Regions from separate parts of the Homo sapiens genome. Here region 2 is linked to region 1. The links are chromatin loops, found by intact Hi-C in ENCODE. Cell type or tissue: mammary epithelial cell. All regions are shown on one strand. Links, peaks and the distances in the headings refer to the core of each region. The heading gives the core; the rest is flanking DNA. Region 1 overlaps CEP85 (centrosomal protein 85). Region 2 overlaps LIN28A (lin-28 RNA binding posttranscriptional regulator A).

The links. Hi-C counts contacts between places; a loop is a spot of excess contacts. Peaks named below come from ENCODE experiments on the same cell type or tissue, not always from the same donor. Only the 100,000 strongest peaks of a DNase experiment are listed, where the experiment ranks them.
Region 2: it touches region 1 in a loop (10-fold over the local background); 21 of 110 quality-filtered maps call a loop at or near these places.

The regions. Positions count from the first base shown.
Region 1 is chr1:26,270,065-26,279,656 of GRCh38, forward strand. CEP85 (centrosomal protein 85) reads left to right here. Exons shown (of 14, transcript NM_001319944.2): 10 at 950-1,043; 11 at 1,957-2,007; 12 at 4,900-5,007; 13 at 6,471-6,696; 14 at 7,072-8,744. The coding sequence ends at 7,229. Among named protein-coding and RNA genes, the nearest start is that of SH3BGRL3, 5.2 kb to the right of the region's middle. RefSeq lists enhancers at 5,793-6,992, 9,543-9,592. In mammary epithelial cell, for the core only: CTCF peaks have their summits at 5,641 (motif pointing right) and 5,974 (motif pointing left); DNase peaks (open chromatin) are centred at 4,947, 5,687, 6,297 and 8,457; H3K4me3 peaks cover 59 bases; H3K27ac peaks cover 4,074 bases.
Region 2 is chr1:26,411,727-26,421,318 of GRCh38, forward strand. The region is part of intron 2 of LIN28A (lin-28 RNA binding posttranscriptional regulator A); the gene reads left to right. Among named protein-coding and RNA genes, the nearest start is that of LIN28A, 5.7 kb to the left of the region's middle. RefSeq lists enhancers at 6,814-7,385, 8,530-9,100. In mammary epithelial cell, for the core only: a CTCF peak has its summit at 5,496 (motif pointing left); a DNase peak (open chromatin) is centred at 5,545; H3K27me3 peaks cover 468 bases.

The DNA of each region.
Region 1 (9,592 bases), core at 777-8,776:
CGCGCCCGGCCAGGAAGCGGCTTTTATATCTTTGGCATGGAGTATGGATGCAGTGGGGGCTTATCTTCATAGCCTTTGTAAGGATCTAACCCAGTGCCTGGCACATAATTCTTAGTATGTATGTGTTGAATAAATGAAAGCACTTTGTAAACTGGGAAATGAGGTGTCTGTATACTTTCAAAAGTGGGTACTGGTGATAAGAACTGAGAGTTATCCACAGTTCGAGCTGTGTAGGCTAAAGGCTACCAGGAGCCTTTCTCCTCAGCCCTAGGGATTGTTCTCCATTGCCATGACAGGTTCTGAGAACAAAACAAGATGCCATAATGTACTCTCAGGATGTCTTGGGAGCCTTCTCCATATTAATAGCAGTTTCTGAAAATAATGGTGTGTTTCAACAGCCTCTTGGACCAAATCCAGTTTCTAATGGGATAGATTGGATTTCTCATCCCATATTTAACCACAGTGTCCCTGTTGTTTATCTCAGCAGATGGGCTTTGCTATAAGTAATTGTAGGGACCCACTGGAGGAAACCATTGGTTAGAGTCAGAAGTGGGGTTAGAGGACAAAGTTGGCTTTGCCCCAGACTGTGTGTGCCAAGAAAACAGCTTTTGTATTTTCCAAACTTTCTACAATGTACATGTATGACTTACAATCTAAATACATGTGATAAATATGTATTTTTTAAATATCAAAACAAAATACACAAGAGCCTTGGGCAGGTAGAGAATTGGTGTCACATTGTATAGATTCTGGCCCTTAGGGAAGAGAATTAACATACACTGAGCAGCTTTTGTGTGGCACCCCATATATTACAGCAGACCCAAGTATTATCCCCAGCTACTGCTTGGACTAAGTGTCTTGCCTCAAAATGTGCAATAAGTAGCAGAACCAAGAATCAAAGCCACTTGTGTCTAACTTCAGAGTTCTTGAAGAGGCCACTGTCTTTCAGCCTGCAAGATAAACAGTCTGTGGAGGAGACCAGTGGAGAAGGTCCAGAAGTGGAAATGGAGTCCTGGCAGAAGCGATACGATTCGCTCCAAAAGGTGACTGAGGGTGTCCAGGCTGTAACGGAGGGTAGGCTGGGAGGAAAGAGAAGATTGTGTATTAGGAGGGATACGTGAATTCTTGGCTTTGGGCTATCTAGGATTTGTTACCAAGAGCTTTTCTTTCTTTTCGGAGAAGTCACCCTGCATAGTAATTTGTATTTAGATAGTCATCCTTGTAACAGGCAAACTTCACTCATTTAGAATATAGGCAAAAGTAAGAGGAGGGGTGATATGCCTCTGAATATCTAGATTAGATGACCCAAAATGGTGCAGTAAAGTTTGGTGCACTTTATTCATGGCTCAGGCCCATACAGAAACCCTTGAATTGAACAGAGTTCTAACCAGTGAGGTGCCCTGGTTTCTTAATTCAGCAAAGACGAGAGAGCCAGGGGCCGGCTGGTGAAACTGACTGCAGGTTAGTAAAAAAAAAAGAAGACCCATAAATGATTCAAAGAAACCAGGCCTATTTAGGGTCCCTTCTTGGATAATCAGTACGACCAGAGCTGTAAATAACAACAACCATCATAGTGCTAGAAATGGCAAGCTTCATTAGACTGAATTTTTAGCCATGTCCTTGTACCAAAGAACAAGAGTTTGCACTGGCTGTTTATAAAATTGATTCCACTGGCCTGCAGTTATTAGGGTGAGAGTTCCCTTTCCCCCAGTAGTGGTTATGTGTTCACACTACATTCCTGTATAAACCTTTGTGATTGGAGCACAACTGTGAAGCTAGTTAGCCAGGATTAGGAGTCTGGTTTATATTCCTATAGGTAGAGTTCACTAATCTTTATCCTGGTCTTACTCTTAATGGTCTAATAGCCAGACCACATGTCCTAGTGCAGCCCCCTTGCCCTCTGTCCTCACCGTCAGCCTTGTGCTCGCAGCCTTCCTTGATAACTTTGCCTTTCAGATTGTGGAGAAGCAGCAGCAGAAGATGGATCAGTTGCGCTCACAAGTACAGGTGAGCAGGAATCCTTGGGACATGGTGGGCAGAACTTAATGATGGAATCTCTAGAATTTAGCCAATATTTATTTTGTTCTCTGCCATGCAGGTTGCTCAGTGTTAGGGATACAAAAAGAATGAGACCCAGTCAGTGCTTTTGAGCCTTGCTGAGAGGACACAAATATAGTAGGGAGTTTCAGCACAGTACTGTGAGAGCAGTCCCCACAGTATCCTGGGGGAGTGCAGGAGAGTCAGTGGGAGGAAGGGAGGTAAAAGAGAGGTTTCTGGAGATCCTGAACCTACAAGGATGAGGAGTTAGCCAGGCAAACAAGAGGAGCTGGATAGGATGTGTTGGATTCCAGATAGGAGGAACAGCATGAGTGGGAACATGGAGACATGAAACAGCATAGTTTGAATGTGGTGCTGCAAGCAGTTTGATACTGCTGACGTATCCACTTTAAGATGGTAAATGGAGACCTGGGCATTCCAGGCTATGGAAGGGCCTTATCTATCAACTAAGTTAGCTTTTATTCTTTATGTAGGTGGTGGGCATCTATTACAGCATTTTTTTTTTTTTTTTTTTTTTTTTTTGGAGACAGAGTCTCGCTCTTGTCGCCCAGGCTGGAGTGCAATGGCGCAATCTCGGCTCACTGTAACCTCTGCCTCCCAGGTTCAAGCAATTCTCCTGCCTCAGCCTCCCGAGTAGCTGGTATTACGGGTGCCCACCATCACGCCCGGCTAATTTTTGTATTTTTTGTAGAGACGGGGTTTCACCACGTTGGCCAGACTGGTCTCGAACTCCTGACCTCAGGTGATCTGCCCGCCTCGGCCTCCCAAAGTGCTGGGATTACAGGCGTGAGCCATCATGCCCAGCCTATTACAGCATGTAATTGGGATGTGATGTGGTCAGGTTTGCAACTCAGGCTCAAGTGTGGAAGATTGGCATCCTGGAGAGAAGAAAGGTCCAGGGGGACTGTTGGAGAAATTCTCGTGAGAGGTGATGAGGGAACCTGGCATAAGGCAGCATAGCAGCGAGGAGATGTGAGGGGACAGATTTAAGTGACTTTAGGAGGTAACATCAAGCGGAATCAGTGACTGACAAGATGTAGGGGTTGAAGAATAGGGAAGAATCAAATATGACTCCAGGTTTCTATTTTGGGCCAGAGTGGGAGTGTCTTTAACTGGGTTCTCCAAGAAATTCTGGGTAAAGCAGGTTCACTCAGCGTCTCTTTGGACTCTAAAAGTTTTCACACCAAAACACCCGAAATGCACTCGTTTTGAGGGAATAAGTGGAGGCTGCAGTCTTGCCTTTGCCATTATGTGGATTGGGCTACGTCTATCTGGTTCACCTCTTTCAAGTCCTGTAAGGAGGTAGTCAAGCCTGGCAAGCATTTTAATACATACCCATTTAAAATCCCAGGTTTTTAGTAGAGTTTTTAATGGATCTCAAAATAGGTTTCCTAGAACCCTTGGGGTTCTGCAAAGTTTGGAAAAGCCTGACATTTTAAATGGCACATTTACCTATGATAAGACTACTTAGGCAAATTAAAATATCAGGTGAGGCCGGACACGGTGGCTCACGCCTGTAATCCCAGCACTTTGGGAGGCCGAGGTGGGCAGATCACAAGGTCAGGAGATTGAGACCATCCTGGCTAACAAGGTGAAACCCTGTCTCTACTAAGAATACAAAAAGATTAGCTGGGCGTGGTGTCATGCACCTGTAGTCCCAGCTACTTGGGAGGCTGAGGCAGGAGAATTGTTTGAACCTGGGAGGTGGAGGTTGCAGTGAGCCGAGATCACGCCACTGCACTCCAGCCAGTCTGGGCGACAGAGTGAAACCCCATCTCAAAATAAATAAATAAATAAATAAATAAATAAAATATATATATATATGTGAATTTGTTGGAATTAGATGGATTCATCATAGTCACTTTGGCTATTTCATGATCATGAGGTGTTTTCCTTAGCAGTTTTTTTTTTTATTAATACCAAATGAGAAATATAAAAAAATTTTCACACTTCATTCAAATCAGTTTCAAAATTTGAGGAAAAATTGAATGAAGAGAATGAGAGGCAGAAGTTTAAAAGCTTAAATATCTCCCTTCCCCTGACCGCTCCTACACACACAAACACAGACACACTTACACACAACTCACTAGATTAGGTACCTGTGAGTATGCTCTTCTACCCCTTTCCATGTCTCTGAACAGCATTTAGTAGACAGTATTGTCAAGAGCACTTGACTGTTAACTCCTAAAAGACAGGAACTGTTTGGTGTTCTTCTCAATGCTGGTCACAGTAAGTGCTCGGTAAATAGTGAACTCAGCTGAATAGCACATTCCCTGCCCTCAAGAAAGTTATGTTTGAGTGGAGCGAAGGATCATGTGCATAGCCAACTAGAATATTAAGCAGATGTACTCGTAAGCCATGATGGATATGATAGCAAGGTAGGATTAGGATTAATTAGATCTGATTTGCAGATTGAAGACAGCTCAGGTGTGCCTTGGAGGTTTCCTGGAGGTAACAGCAGAAGAGCAGCTTGAAGAAAGGAAAAGAGAAGTGAGCAGAAGCATTGACACTGCAGCCTTCAGGGATGAGGGCCAGTCATTCATCGTGACGGTGTAGAGGCTGGCCATGTGGAGGGTGGAAAGAGATATGACTAGAAAAGTAGGTAGGAGCTACAGTGGCCTTGAATGCCCTGCTAAGAAGCTGACCTCTATTTGGTATGTGGTCAAGGGCTATAGGAGGGTTTAAATGGGAGGTCACAAATCAGGACTGTTCTAAAATGATTTCTTATGAGGGTGTAGGTAGGGTGAGTCGTCACTATATAGTCCAAGCCAGCGGTGATATTGTCTGAACCAGACTTGTTACCCCTACTGTGTTCCCTCAACATCTTGCTGTGTGATTCAGAGCCTAGAGCAGGAAGTGGCTCAAGAAGAAGGAACAAGCCAGGCCCTGAGAGAGGAGGCCCAGCGAAGGGATTCAGCCCTGCAGCAGCTGCGCACAGCCGTGAAGGAGGTGAGCAACATTAGTCAGACCTCTTGGTTTTGCCTCCACAAACCCGATTTCTTTGTTTGCCCTCCCCATCTCTACCCCAATAAGAGCCCCAGTGTTTGAAAGGGAAAGGTCCCTACTGAGCTCTGGGGGCAGAGGAAAGGTGCATTGCATCATTCTTTATATTACAGACCCTAAGCCTGTTTTAGCATGTCCATAATTATTACCTAGGAAGGTTTTTTTTTTTTTTTTAAGACAGAGTCTTGCTCTGTCGCCAGGCTAGAGTGCAGTGGCGCAATCTCGGCTCACTGCAACCTCCGCCTCCCAGGTTCAAGCGATTCCCCTGCCTCAGCCTCCTGTGTAGCTGGGACTACAGGCACGCGCCACCACGCCCGGCTAATTTTTTGTATTTTAGTTGAGGTGGGGTTTCACCATGTTGGCCAGAATGGTCTTCATCTCCTGACCTTGTGATCCGCCCACTTTGGCCTCCCAAAGTGCTGGGATTACAGTCGTGAGCCACTGCGCTGGGCCCAGGAATGCTTTTTGATGGGGAAAGTCATTCTCTCTTCCTTTGTCTTGAAGCCACAGGTTTCTGGGGTTGGGGAGTGGAGAGTTCAAGAAGACTGAGGATTTGGTGGCCTTCATGCACTAAACAGAGCTGTCAGCAGGGGGCAACCAAGTTCACTGACTGGCCTAGTGCCTAGGAAGGAACCTCCTTGAGTTAGGATTGTCACATGGCCCAGTGTGGGTGGAGGGCCTGGGACTGAAGGACGGACTCTATTCAGACTCTATAAAAATACAATCAAGGTAGGAAGGGAAGGAAAGTGGATTAAGCTGTCAGGAAGAGAGGGAAACAGACAGACATACATGAATAGATGGTTTTTGTAATAAAGTCTGACTCCACTGAGGTGAGAGTTTGAAAAGGCAGGACTTGTTCCAGGGCTGGATCCTCCAGGTTCCAGCTTCTCCAGCCCCCCACCTAGTGGCTACTAGCTGTCATATTGTCTTTCTTACTCTCTTTATTCCTCTGACACACTGTGATCAGGCTGGCTGGTGGCCACTTTTGTCAGGGTGGCAGGGAGAGATTGAAACCAGTGTCTCCTCAGATTTCACGGTTCACATTAAGCCTTCTCTAATAGCCTGGCTAACAGAGTTGGCTGAGGGACTGGCTTGAGATAGAGTTCCTAGGGGCGGGAGCATCTTCTCTGGTTCTTGAACAGAAACTTGGATGCTGATGATTCAGAACCAGTTGAGGGTTGGCTTCCTCTCCAGTGCTAGAGCCCTGTGGGCCCAACCTACCCACAGGAAGAACCAGGCCTGATACTGATAGTGGGAGAAGTGCTAAAAGCCTGTTGGCAGGGGTAGGGTTGGGGAAGGAGGGACACTGCCTATGACTCACCCATCCCTTCCACACCCACACACTCATGCACAGATACTCTTCCTCTCCCTGGGCCTGAGTTAATGTGCTTACCCATCTGTCTGCTCAGCTTTCAGTGCAAAACCAGGACTTGATTGAGAAGAATCTGACACTCCAGGAACACCTGCGCCAGGCCCAACCAGGGTCTCCACCTTCACCAGACACGGCCCAGCTGGCACTTGAGCTGCACCAGGAGTTGGCCAGTTGCCTTCAAGATCTGCAGGCTGTCTGTAGCATTGTGACCCAGAGGGCCCAGGGCCATGACCCCAATCTCTCCCTGCTCCTGGGCATTCACTGTGAGTCCTCAGACCAGTCTGGGGCCCAGGAAGGAGGGTCCTTCTTTCTCTTCTCTCCCCCATCCTGCTTTCCCATATTCTTGTGGTAATATGTAGACAGAGTACATAGTCCTGGCCACTGCCCTCTGGACATTTATTTGTTTCACAAAGTAGGTGTTCACAAATCTGTTTTTGGAAACAAGCTATGGGGTACTTGCATGCAGGACAAACTAAAAGTGGACCTTCAGCAGCAAATTAACCCACTGTCCCCAGATGCTTTTTTTAAAGTGCATGTCCCAAGACTGTGGGTTCAAGATACTGCCTATCCATACTGCACCCTCCACATGAAAATGTCTCATAACTAACATTCTCTTGAAATGCTCTTCTCCCCAGCAGCACAGCACCCAGAGACTCAGCTAGATTTGCAGAAGCCAGATGTGATCAAGAGGAAACTAGAAGAGGTTCAACAGCTGCGTCGTGACATTGAGGACTTAAGGACCACCATGTCAGACAGATATGCCCAGGACATGGGAGAAAACTGTGTCACACAGTGAGGAATTCTGGGGGATTCCCCCAGGGAGGAGCTGGGCTGCTGAGAGCCTAGTCCAGCAGGTTTCTGCCCTGACATTCTCTTGTCTGCTATTCCCAGAGAGGTCTCAGAGGGGAGGGGAGAGCCTGCATCTGGGGGCCAAGGGCTGATTAGGGAACTGTGTCCTACCCACACTGGCATGTTGGATTACGTTTGTCCTGTTAATTCACTCTAGACGGTGAGTTACTAATTAACTTTTGGCAGGTACAACAGATAAGTCCTCACAAACTGTTCCCAGCCCTAGGCTGACATGAGAGACGAACAGGCTGTCCACCTTTCTTCTCCATCCAATGGGATGGATCCATGTTCATTCCCACTTCACACCTTGGTCCTGCTGATTAGAGAGCTCATCAGAGGGGCCTGGAAAGGCTGAGCAAGTACCAGTGACAATGGCCATTTAAGAATTCTCAGGCCCCATGTGCCAGCCTTCTTGGGAACTGAGCTGGCTTTCTGGGTTTTCTCATGCCTGGTCTTACTGCTTCTTCCTCAGGGCTCTTGTTCTCCCAGAAGCCTCAGGGTAATGTGTTGGTTAGCACGTAACTACTAGGATTGGGGCCCTAGGGATTATAGCCAGGACTCTAATCTGCCTACCATGCCATTTAACAAGAGATCCCACTCTCCAGCTGCCTTGTGTCCCTAGGGTCCTGGCCATGTGTTTAGTGTGCTAAACTTTCTCCTTTGTTCTCAGGCCTTCCAGGTAGTCCCCTTCCTGGACTTAAGAGTGCAAACTCTTCTCTGTGGTTCTAGCCTTGGGCAGAATTATATCCCAGAGACCACAGAGCAACTGTCAAGCTGCTTACCCCCTCACCCAGGGCTACAGCCTGTGCCCAGCCCTCTAATTTGTGCCTCTCTTGTGTTGGGGGTGGTGGGGGTTATTCCTTTCCCTTTCCTGCTCTGGCCTCCTTGAAAGTTCAGAGTACCCAGTACAAGTCAGCTTTAAAGTACAGCTTTTAGTGTTTCCTGGGTTGTTTCTCTGGGGCTTTAGTGAGGGACCTTTGCCCTCTGGTTTTTCTTGCCTCCTGGTTTAGGGAGCATCTCACACTTGTTAGTATCTGGTTGTTGGGCCAGCCGTGCCTCCTCTAGATCTGGAGCCAGGCCAGGCAGGGGCCACGTGTGGGCCAGTCAGCCACTACAAGATTTTTGCTAAGCTTTGGGCTGTTGGCAGCATCTTGGACCTCATGCCTGGGCCTGAATGAGGCTCTTTCTTAAGTGTTTTTACAAGTTTGTGTTTTATTTATGGAGTGACTTATCCCTTCCATTCAGAGCAGCCCCACCCAGCCAGCCCTTCAGCCTCTGGGCTCCTGCTGCTTAAAGGCAGAGCCGCCTGGTTGGTCTCCACCCTGTGCATTGGGAGCCCAGCCACCATGCTGACGGGTATTTTTCCTCATAAAGTTTATAACCAGTTATTTATATGAATCTTTGTTATGTCCATTTGTTTGTATTGCGTATTTTGATTATAAAATAAAGTATCTTAACAGACTCCTCAGTTTTCCATACCCTTCCATCACCACCACCACGCTATTCTACCCCTCACTTTGGCTTGTTAGAGCCAAACACCTGGGTGTTCAGCCAGGTCCCCCAGGCAGCAGCGTGGAGGAACCTTTGGCAGGTCCAGCCAGCCTCATGTCCCTATCTATCTCTGCCACCTCTGCTCCTCTGTCGTTCTATAGAACCAGATCTCTTCCCACTCACTTTCTCTTGGGCAAACCTTCCCTGAGTCATAACAGAAGTTTGTCACTGGAAAGTTTCAGCAGTCCTCTCAGGAAGTTGGCAGCCTCTGGGTTGCTGTGAGGAAGTGGCTTTACCAGAGCAAGGGTTGTCTTTCTGGGCTGTTAACCTGCCTGAGCCCTGGACCAGGGGGACATCTGAGAAGCATGATGTTGAGTGCCAGACAGCTAGGTCTCCAAAGTTGGGCTCGTTGCTGGAGTCTGCCCCCTCAACCGCTGAATTCTTGCTGGGAGTAGTAGCAGTTTGGGAATGCCATCTGCAGCATGGAGCTGGGGTTGAGCTTGGACCACCCCAAGACCTGGGGTGGATCTTAAGGGTCAGCTTGAGCCTAGGCTCTCGAGTCCTGACATCATCCTCTACCGCCACGCTTTCCAGCTGTCAGCCTTGGTCTCCATCTGGTTCCTTGAGGGTGTGGCCTCTGCGTCCTGCTATCACCCTTCCTTGTCTAAACCTTCCCACCTGAGTGGAGAGGAACTTGGGGGAAAATCTCTAAGCATGGGCTCTTCCTGCTGTCCTATGCTTCCTATCCCCTAGGGTTAGTGGTGCGTGTTGGGTGGTGGAGCGAGGGATCCCTTGGAGCAAGGTTCTTAGAGAACTTTG
Region 2 (9,592 bases), core at 531-8,530, 140 kb after region 1:
AGTCCCTGTTAACTATCTCGTGGGGGAGTAGTGGGAGGCAGCACCAATTATCAGCACCCCCGCCCCCTTCCGGGAACCCCTCCGGCTTACCACGTGTCTATTACCTCTTTCCCCTGGGAAGGGGCAGGGGGCAGGGAGGTGACCCCATGTGGCAGAAACTAAGGTTGTATTGTGCTTGCCGGTGGGGGGAGGGCGAGCAGGCCGGCCAGGGAAGCACATGCCGGGCCTAAGCCGGGAGCCCAGCTCCTCCAACGTCTGAATGGAGCTCAGAAGGCGGGAGAGAGTGAGGGCAACTGGCTACTGGACCCAAGGGGCGTAAAGCCGAGAAGTCAGCCTCATCCCCTTTTTAATGCAGACCTCACCTGGCTGGTCACTAAAAACTGGGTTTGGCAGATCCCTGAAGGATCCCTGTGGGGGCTTGAAAGCTCAGGACTGGGGTCTTTGCTGTCCAGTTCCCGTGAGGAAGGAAAACCCAAAGAGCCCAGGCCTTCCTTACATTCCTGGGCCAGGCTGGGAGGGAAGTCGGTAGGTCGCAACCCCAAGTTCTCAGTTAAAGCAGGGCAGCACAGTAGGGGGTGAAATTCAGTGTCGCAGGGCAGGGGGTGAAGGGAGGCTGGCCTCTGGTCCTATTCTCCGCTTGGCATTTATGGCCCCAGACAGCCATTGATTGCTGTCTTAACATTCCTGGCCTCAAACAAGGAGCCAGAGACTTCAGGTCTCCCTCCTCCCAGGCTTCCCCTTCCTGAATATCCTAGAGGCATTCCGGTGGTCCTGGGCCACCAGCTACCCATAAAGACCATGGAAAGGAAGTTGCTTGCTGCCTATGGCCCTTCCATCTTTGGAGGTTTGGGACTGGATCTGGAAAGAAGAAATTGCTAATCCCAGATCGTGTAGGTTGACACCCAGGCCGGGCAGGGAGGGGTTACTTAAGGGAGGTTGGCTTTAGGAGGTGTGGGGGAGGGGAAAGGAGGATGTGGGGATTAAGGGTTGGAGCCTGAAGGGATGGCATTCTTTGGGGGAGGGGTAGAGAAGGGAGATGCTGGATGGACTAGTTGGAGGCAGCAGGGACGTCTTTGAGCACAGCCTTCAGTGAGGAACAAACAAGGGAAATAGACGCAGGGAGATGGGGAGCCACCACTTACTGTTGGGGCCATGGGGTCAGTGGGCTACTTGAACATCTGCCAAGAGGACCTGCAGCAGGATACTGAGCTGCCCCTTTGCAGCACCCTTATTCCCCCAACCCCCCATTAGACAGCTAGTTTCCCACTAGTGGCTTTTCTCCCTTCTCTGTCTCATTTACATATGTGAATGATAACCCACAGGAAGTAATTGTGGGAGAAAGAAGGGAATTGGCCTTTTTAGATCTATTAAATCACTTTATTACAGGAACCAGCTTTGAATGGCCCTCCTCAGCAGGGTAGCAAGCCTCCCCCACTCTCCCATTTATCTGATCACAAAGAGATTAAAATCTTTCCTGGTCTGGGGACTGGACAGCTCCCCCAACTTTGGGAGGCTGGAATAAAAGAGTCAGACCCAACGTTTTCTCATCTCCCATCCAAAGGCTGCCAGATAGGGAGGGGCTGAGGGGAATGTATCCCCTCATCTTCTGGGTTCCTTGGTGATATACATACCCCAAGGAAGGTGTTTTCTTGTTTTGTTTGTTTGTTTGTTTGAGCAAATGGGGACTTGGGCCTCAGCAGGCTTCACCTTAGGATCTAGAGCAATTGGGAAACTATTGGATGGCATAGAGCAGGCATTGAGTCTACACCATGCTGGGTCAGATGTGCTGGCTTGGAAATACTCTGGATTTTAGGCTCTTGGAACATCCAGGAACCCATAGTTGAGTAAGTTGTCAATAGGGAGCTGAGCTGGAAGAGAATTAAGAATTTGTCTCTCTAATCCCCAGCTCTTCCCATTCTACTCACAAAGCACAATGATGGGTGGAAATTCCCTGAGCCTTTACCTGGTAGCTCTGATAATGGTAGCATGCCAGAAAGGCTTGGGTCAGGGGTCCTCCAACCCCACCTTAACCGTAAGTTAGATTAGTGATTCCAGTCTTTGCACTTGTTTTTTTGTTTGTTTGTTTGTTTGTTTGTTGCTTTTTTTTTTTTTTTTTTTGAGATGGTGTTTGGCTCTTGTTGGCCAGGCTGGAGTGCAATGGCATGATCTCCACTCACCGCAACCTCCGCCTCCCAGGTTCAAGCGATTCTCCTGCCTCAGCTTCCTGAGTAGCTGGGATTACAGGCATGTGCCACCACGCTCGGCTAATTTTTTGTATTTTTAGTAAAGACGGGGTTTCTGCACGTTGGTCAGGCTGGTCTTGAACTCCTGACCTCAGATGATCCGCCCGCCTTGGCCTCCCAAAGTGCTGGGATTACAGGCATGAGCCACCACTCTTCTGCATTTGTGAAATTAGAAATGACTCTCTGGAAATCTTATGGTAAAGGAATTTAGTAAACACAGGATAAATTGTTTACTGGGGGAGGAGGAAAGTGTTCCCGAAGCAGAGGGTAAGAAATCTTTAACAAAACTTCCCATTCTTTGGCTGCTGGGGTTGGGCACCCTGGGGTTGGGGTGGGCTGGTGAGAAGGTAATTGTCCTAAGATAGCATCTACCAGAGGGAGGGGGTCAGGGAGCCCCTTTGCAAATAAAGAGGAAGGGGGAAAGGCAATTTAAAAACATTTTCTTTTCCTTTCCAAAGTTGGGGTTATTAGGATCCCAATGCCCTGTTAACTAATGTTCTTATGCTCTCTCCCAAATGCTGTAATATCCTCTTCAAGAGTAGATGAGTGGGGGGAAAAGCCCACCCCCAGCCAAAAACTAAGCAAAACGACAACAAAACAAAAAGCAAAGAGATTTCTATAACAACTCTTTTCCTTAGGTACACATCTTTAGATCTAGAAATCTGCCTGTCTCTAGAGTTAGGGAAATAGATAGCAAGCCCTTAAATTAGAGTTTCTCGACTTCAGCACTATTGACATGTTTTGAGCAGGATAATTTGTTCTGGGGAGTCTGTCCTATGTATTATAGGATGTACAGCAGTATTCCTGGTCTCTACCCACTAGAAGCCAGTTGCATCTTAGGTATGACAACCAAAAACATCTCCATACATTGTCAAATGTCCCCTTGGAGTCAAAAATCTCATCCCTGCTTGAGAAACACAGTTATATAGGAAAGCTGGAACAAGAAAGCTAAACTGTCAACTATTTTCCTGAGATTCATCAAGAATTCAAAAATCCTCATTTTGGGCCATTTTAAGAGTTTTGGCTTAACTCATGTTTCCTGTGGCTCAATTTGCAAACTCTCAAGATTTATAGAAATTTGGAAATAAGAAAAGTTCCCTGCTTTCCCATAGCTCCTCAGGACCCAGATATGTTTCAATCTCAAATATGTTTAAATTGGCTTTCTGGCTAAAATGCTATATTAGAAGACTTGGAGTCAAAAGCCCAGATTTGACCAAGGGACCAAGTTGGGTTAGGAGAAAAGGTTTTCAATACCTAGACAACTGCTGAAATTGCCCTGTAGCCAGGTGGCCTTCTTTTTCTAAAAGCCATGAGTGAGGAGGTGGTAAGAGCAACTTTATTCAGGGTCTAGGTTAGGACTGCTGGGTTTGGTGTTAGGGTTGCGGGGGCGGGTGGGGAAATATACGGAATCTTTCCTCCTGGTTTGTAACACTGCACCTCTGATTACTCACCTCATGTCTAGTTATTGAGGTACTGGTCTTATACCCTTCTCTATGTAACCCATAAGCTCTTTGAAGGGAGGAACTTAGCTGCCTGGTTAATTTTCTAGTATGCATTTGGTGGGCTGAGGAATGAATAAGAAAAGGGGCATCTTGAGGACCTTGGTGAATCAGAAGTACACTTAGCAGTCTGGGGTCCATGTTGGCAGAGATCTTTGTTCAGAGAAAAAGACTAGAGATACTGAGGGGTGTCAATTGTAGCTGCTCGCTTTCTGGGCTGGGCACAACATAGAATATGGCCTGGGCACAACATAGCACTATGAAAGTTTGTGGAGTGAATATGGGTAGATCACCACTCGGAGCCCAGAGAGGTTCCTCTCGTTTTTGTTGACAGAGTGGAAGCCACGGATTTAGTGGTCATCCATGAGTTATTTCTGTCTTAATAAGAAAAGGCAGCTTAAAAATAAATTGACTCGATTTTTCAGAAAGTTGGTAGAGAGGTAGGAAGGTTCATGAAGACATTGTGGAATCTTCTGGGGTCCTCTTCTTTCTGAGACATGCTTCTAGACAATGTCTTTTTTTTATTTTTATTTTTATTTTTTGAGATAGAGTCTTGCTCTGTCGCCCAGGCTGGAGTGCAGTGGCACGAACTCGGCTCACTGCAACTTCTGACTTTTGGGTTCAAGCAATTCTCCTGCCTCAGCCTCCCAAGTAGCTGGGATTACAGATGTACACCACCACACCCAGCTAATTTTAGTATTTTTAGTAGAGAAGGGTTTTCGTCATGTTGTCCAGGCTGGTCTCAAACTCCTGACCTCAAGTGATCCACCTGCCTGGGACTCCCAAAGTGCTGGGATTACAGGCATGAGCCATGATGCCCGGCGACAGTGTAAAGTAAAGGCTGTGACACCATCCTGAACAAAGCTTCAAATATGGGATGTTTCTACCCTCTGGTTGTTGACACTGCTGCCTGCCTTACAAGTGGTTTTCAGTAACATTCACCAGGGCCATTTAGTTTTTTGAACATTGCTAATCACACTCTACTGGAATTCTTGTTTTTTGGAGTAACTGCCCTAGGTAAAACTATGCCTCCTGTCTTCCTGCAGGCATGAATAGCAACCACTGGCCACATAGTCAGAGTGGGAGGTCAAAGGAGTTGGGGGAGAATACACAGTTGATACAGACTTATTTAACATGATCTCACCATCGAGGTTTTTTATTTTTTTTGAGACGGAATCTCTCTCTGTTGCCCAGGCTGGAGTGCAGTGGCGCCGTCTTAGCTCACTGCAACCTCCACCTCCCAGGTTTGAGCGATTTTCCTGCCTCAGCCACCCGAGTAGCTGGGATTAGAGGCACCTGCCACCATGCCCGGCTAATGTTTTGTATTTTTAGTAGAGATGGGGTTTCACCATGTTAGCCAGGCTGGTCTCGAACTCCTGACCTCGTGGTGATCCGCCTGCCTCGGCCTCCCAAAGTGCTGGATTTACAGGCATGAGCCACCATGACTGGCCCAGCGTGGTGTTATTTAATTTAGACAGGACTTGGCTTTTCTAAGCAGTAGAATATAAGAACTGAGTTTCTGGCCTAAAAGTCTAGGAACCTTTCATTCTTATCCCTGATCAAGCCGGTGGTTGGGTGGGGGCAGGGTGGGACGGGGAGGACAAGATGACTGCCCTAAGGAGCTGTGGAGATAAATCTACCCGAACACTTGAGTTCACAGCTCAGACCAGGTAGCGGGCCACTCAGTACCTCCTGGTATAGGCGCCCTCGGGCTTACCTTTGGGCAGACAGGCTGAGCAGCGCCATCTGGTGGAGAACTCCAGGCAGGAGCTACAGGGCCTGGCTGTGGCTGAGCAGAGGGGATCAGAGGGATTGGCTGCCTGCAGCCTTCTGTTCCAGACACCCCTTTCACCAACCTCCTTGACACACACCCTCCTTGACACACACACCATCGAATAACTGCTTCTGGGAGAACCGGTTGGTTCTCCCTTACCAAATCTTACCTCCAGGAATGAAGCTAAGTTAGGGATGTGACACCACAGGACTGAATCATTAAAATTACTTTCATCAGCTGCTTTTTTAAACGTAGCTACTAGAAAGTTTTCAATTATATATGTGACTTGCATCATAATGAATTGCACTGGGGAGAGTTAGGCCAGCTGCACTCAGCTCAGCTCTTGCCTCTTATTGCGACTTTAACCAAGGTGCTTATTAACCCCTCTGCCTCCATGTCCTCAAGCTGTAAAATGAGGGTCTTCATATCACCCCACTGCACCAGTTTGATATGAGGGTTAAATGAGTTACAACACGTAAAGTGGTTAGAATGCCACTTAGCCTACAGTAAGAATCAATTAGTAACAGTTATTTTGCATAGTACTTAGACATTCAACAAATGCTTGTGCAAGCTAAGAACCTAGAATTGAGGTAGAGACCTGCACTACAGAATCTTCCGGCTGGAATGGCCCTGGAAGAAGATCTGGAATAGCCTCTTGCGGAAGAGCCAAGAACCCCAGCTTTAATCTGCACAACTGTAGCAAGTACCCTGAAATTCTGTTGCCACTTCTGGAGAAAGGACACTTAGGTTCCTTTGTGTTGTTTTTTTTTTTTCTCTTCATACTTTTTTCTTTTATAATGTTTTCTTTTGTTTTTAACTCCACATTTCCTAAGTGACCCCTAAGGCTCATTCTATCTCTAAGCTTGCAAAGGCATAAATTGAAGCTGGGATGAGGTACTTGGTGTGGGTTGGATAGGGTAAGGCAGGCAATTACTGAGGTATTAAGAAGGGATCAGAAGGCCTAAGTACTTTAACTGGAGAGATTCCTTCCCTGTTATCAAAAAAAGAAAAAGAAATGCTTGGGGTGGGCGCGGTGGCTCACGCCTGTAATCCCAGCACTTTGGGAGGCCGAGGCGGGTAGATCATGAGGTCAGGAGATCGAGACCATCCTGGCTAACGCGGTGAAACCCCGTCTCTACTAAAAATACAAAAAATTAGCCAGGAATGGTGGCAGGAGCCTGTAGTCCCAGCTACTCGGCAGGCTGAGGCAGGAGAATGGCGTGAACCCGGGAGGCGGAGCTTGCAGTGAGCCGAGATTGTGCCACTGCACTCCGGCCTGGGCAACAGAGCCAGACTTTTTAAAAAAAAAAAAAAGAAAAAGAAATGCTGTCTGTTGTCTGATGCCACATTCCCCAACACAGTAGGCCCATGTAGGCTCCCCACAGTCCTAACTTGAAGAAATTGGGAAAGGATGATATGGGTCATGCCTTCTCTCCCCCTCCCCTTTAAAATAATTTATCTGAATCAATAATTCAGGATTGGACTGAAGAGACCCAAGGGGAGGGGGTCCTGTTTGGTTCTATCCATGAAGTGGGCAGTGCGCAAGCCAGAGAAGGGAGATGGCTGCTGATGGTGACTTTGGCAAGACTGCCTGGGGAAGGAAGAATTTTCTATATCTAGTTCTCTCCCGTGACCATAACCCCAACATAGAGAGGAAGGAAGAAACAGTTGAATGTGGGGAGGAGGGAGAGGGAGATGCAAGAGGGATCTGCTCCTTGGAACTCCAGGAATCTGACCACCAGAACCAGCCAGTGTCAACTCTTTGTTTCCTGGGGCTGGGCTCTACTGGGGGAGCTCAGGCCATGCCCCTCCCCCTAAGGTCTTTTCTTTTTGGAGGGGATGGGGAAGGGGGCGGGGCCCTGCTTTGTGTGTGGTTGGGGGTGGAATGGGGGTGGTACAAGAATTTCAGGCGCTTTTCAGATGCAGGCCCTGGGAGGCTGGCTCTGTGGGGCTGCACGCTGATTACCTATCTGATAAGAGAGGAATTCAAACTATGTGTTTTAGAAAGGGGCGGGGGAGGAGGGCAGGGAGCCACCCCTGGAGACCACCAGTTTAAATCTCTTGATTACACTGAGGTACCTGCAGGGGTGGGGGTTTACTCTGTAAAAGTCTTAGACCTCAGATCCTCCAGTGATGCAGTGAGTGACCTGAGAGGACTAGTCAATTTCTTGTTGCATGTCCCCATTTATATGATCCTCTTAAAATAAACCTATGAGGTGTCCATAGAGGAAGGTGTTACTCTCCAGTCAACTGGGGCTTAGAGAGGGGATATTCTTCTAAGTTTCTATAGCTAGTTAGGATAAAACCAGATGCTTGGCACTTAGTTCTCTCTGTTAACCCACGCCACCCAGTGTGAAGAGGTTGATAATTGCCACTCCCTGAGGATTTATGTGTAGCAGGCGAAGTGCTAACTACTTTTCATGTGTAAAACCTCACAGCACTACCATAAAATTAGTATTTACTCCATTTTATAGATGATTAAAGAAAGGAGGGAACAGGCCATCAGACTCAATCAACCCTTGTTCTTAACTATTTACCTGCTGAATCACAGCTAGAACTAGGAGTGTCCCAGCCTAAGACAAGCTGGGCAAGCAAATGAAGCTGGAATTGCTTGGGTCCAGAAGGCTCTTGGTCTGGCTCCTCTAGGACCTCCCAACTCACCCACTAATTGCATCTCTTGTCCCACCCCGCTCAATAAAAAATAAGTCAAATCTAATATAATCTTTATTTTTTGAGATGGGTTCTTGCTCTCTCACCCAGGCAGGAGTGCAGTGGCGCGATCTCAGCTCACTGCAAGCTCTGCCTCCCAGATTCAAGCGATCCTTCTACCTCAGCCTCCCAAGTAGCTGGTACCACAGGCACATGCCACCATGCTGAGCTAATTTTTGTATTATTTTGTAGAGAACAGGGTTTCGCCCTGTTGCCCAGGCTGGTCTCCAACTCCTGAGCCTCAAGCTCAGAATCCACCTGCCTCAGTCACCCAAATTGCTGGGATTACAGTTGTGAGCCACCATGCCCGACCTTACAAATCTAACTTTAAACTCAGGGTGGTTACTGTGAAACAGCGAGAGAGGTATTGCACCCGGCCTGCAATATCATCTTAAAACAAAAATTTGGCCGGGCATGGTGTGTAATCCCAGCACTTTAGGAGGCATGAGGTCAGGAGTTTGAGACCAGCCTGGCCAATAAGGTGAAACCCTGTCTCTACTAGAAATACAAAAATTAGCTGGGTGTGGTGGCGTGCGCCTGTAGTCCTAGCTTAAACCCAGAAGAATCGCTTAAACCCAGGAGGCGGAGGTTGCAGTGAGCTGAGATCGTGTCACTGCACTTCAGCATGGGCGACAGAGCAAGACTTTCTCAAAAAAAAAAAAAAAAAATTAAGTGATAAGGAATCTGTGGTTCCTTCATCTTGATGAAGAGCATGTTTCATTTAAGTTCCAGTTTGGAATATTACCCCCCAGCCACCAGCATAAAATACGAATGCTACTTACTCATGTTCCCTTGAGCCAGGACTAGGTAAGTGCACAGTGATCCCTTTTGCTTCTCCATTTTCTATGACGACTACTCCTTGTTGACATATTTGACACTGTTGTTTTACTATAATAGATGAAGCTGTAATGAAGTCTATTCTGGGTAGGGTCTGAGATGCTGTCACCTCCGCTAATGTCAAGTTGGTGGTGCAGTAAGTGGCATGATAGAATGAGCTCTGAGCTTTAAATCAGGAACTCTGGGTTCATCTGACCCTGGCTTTGCTACAGAACTAGCTGTATCAACAACTACTTTTTTTTTTTTTCTTGATGGCTGCTGGCTGTTTGCTAACTGCTTTATAAATATCAGTGTCCTTAAATTTTGGTACAAACGTGCAGTGTTCTAATAGGATTATTCCATACATATTGTTCTAAATCTTGCTTTTTGTTTTTTCTTTTAACAATATTATTTGGTGATCTTTCTCAGCTGAATGATTAAAAATCTGCCTCCTGTTTCATTAATTCATTCAAAAATGTGCTAGGCATTATTTCAGGTACCAAAATGTGGCTGTGAACAAACCAAAGACTTTACGTTGTTCTTAATGGCTG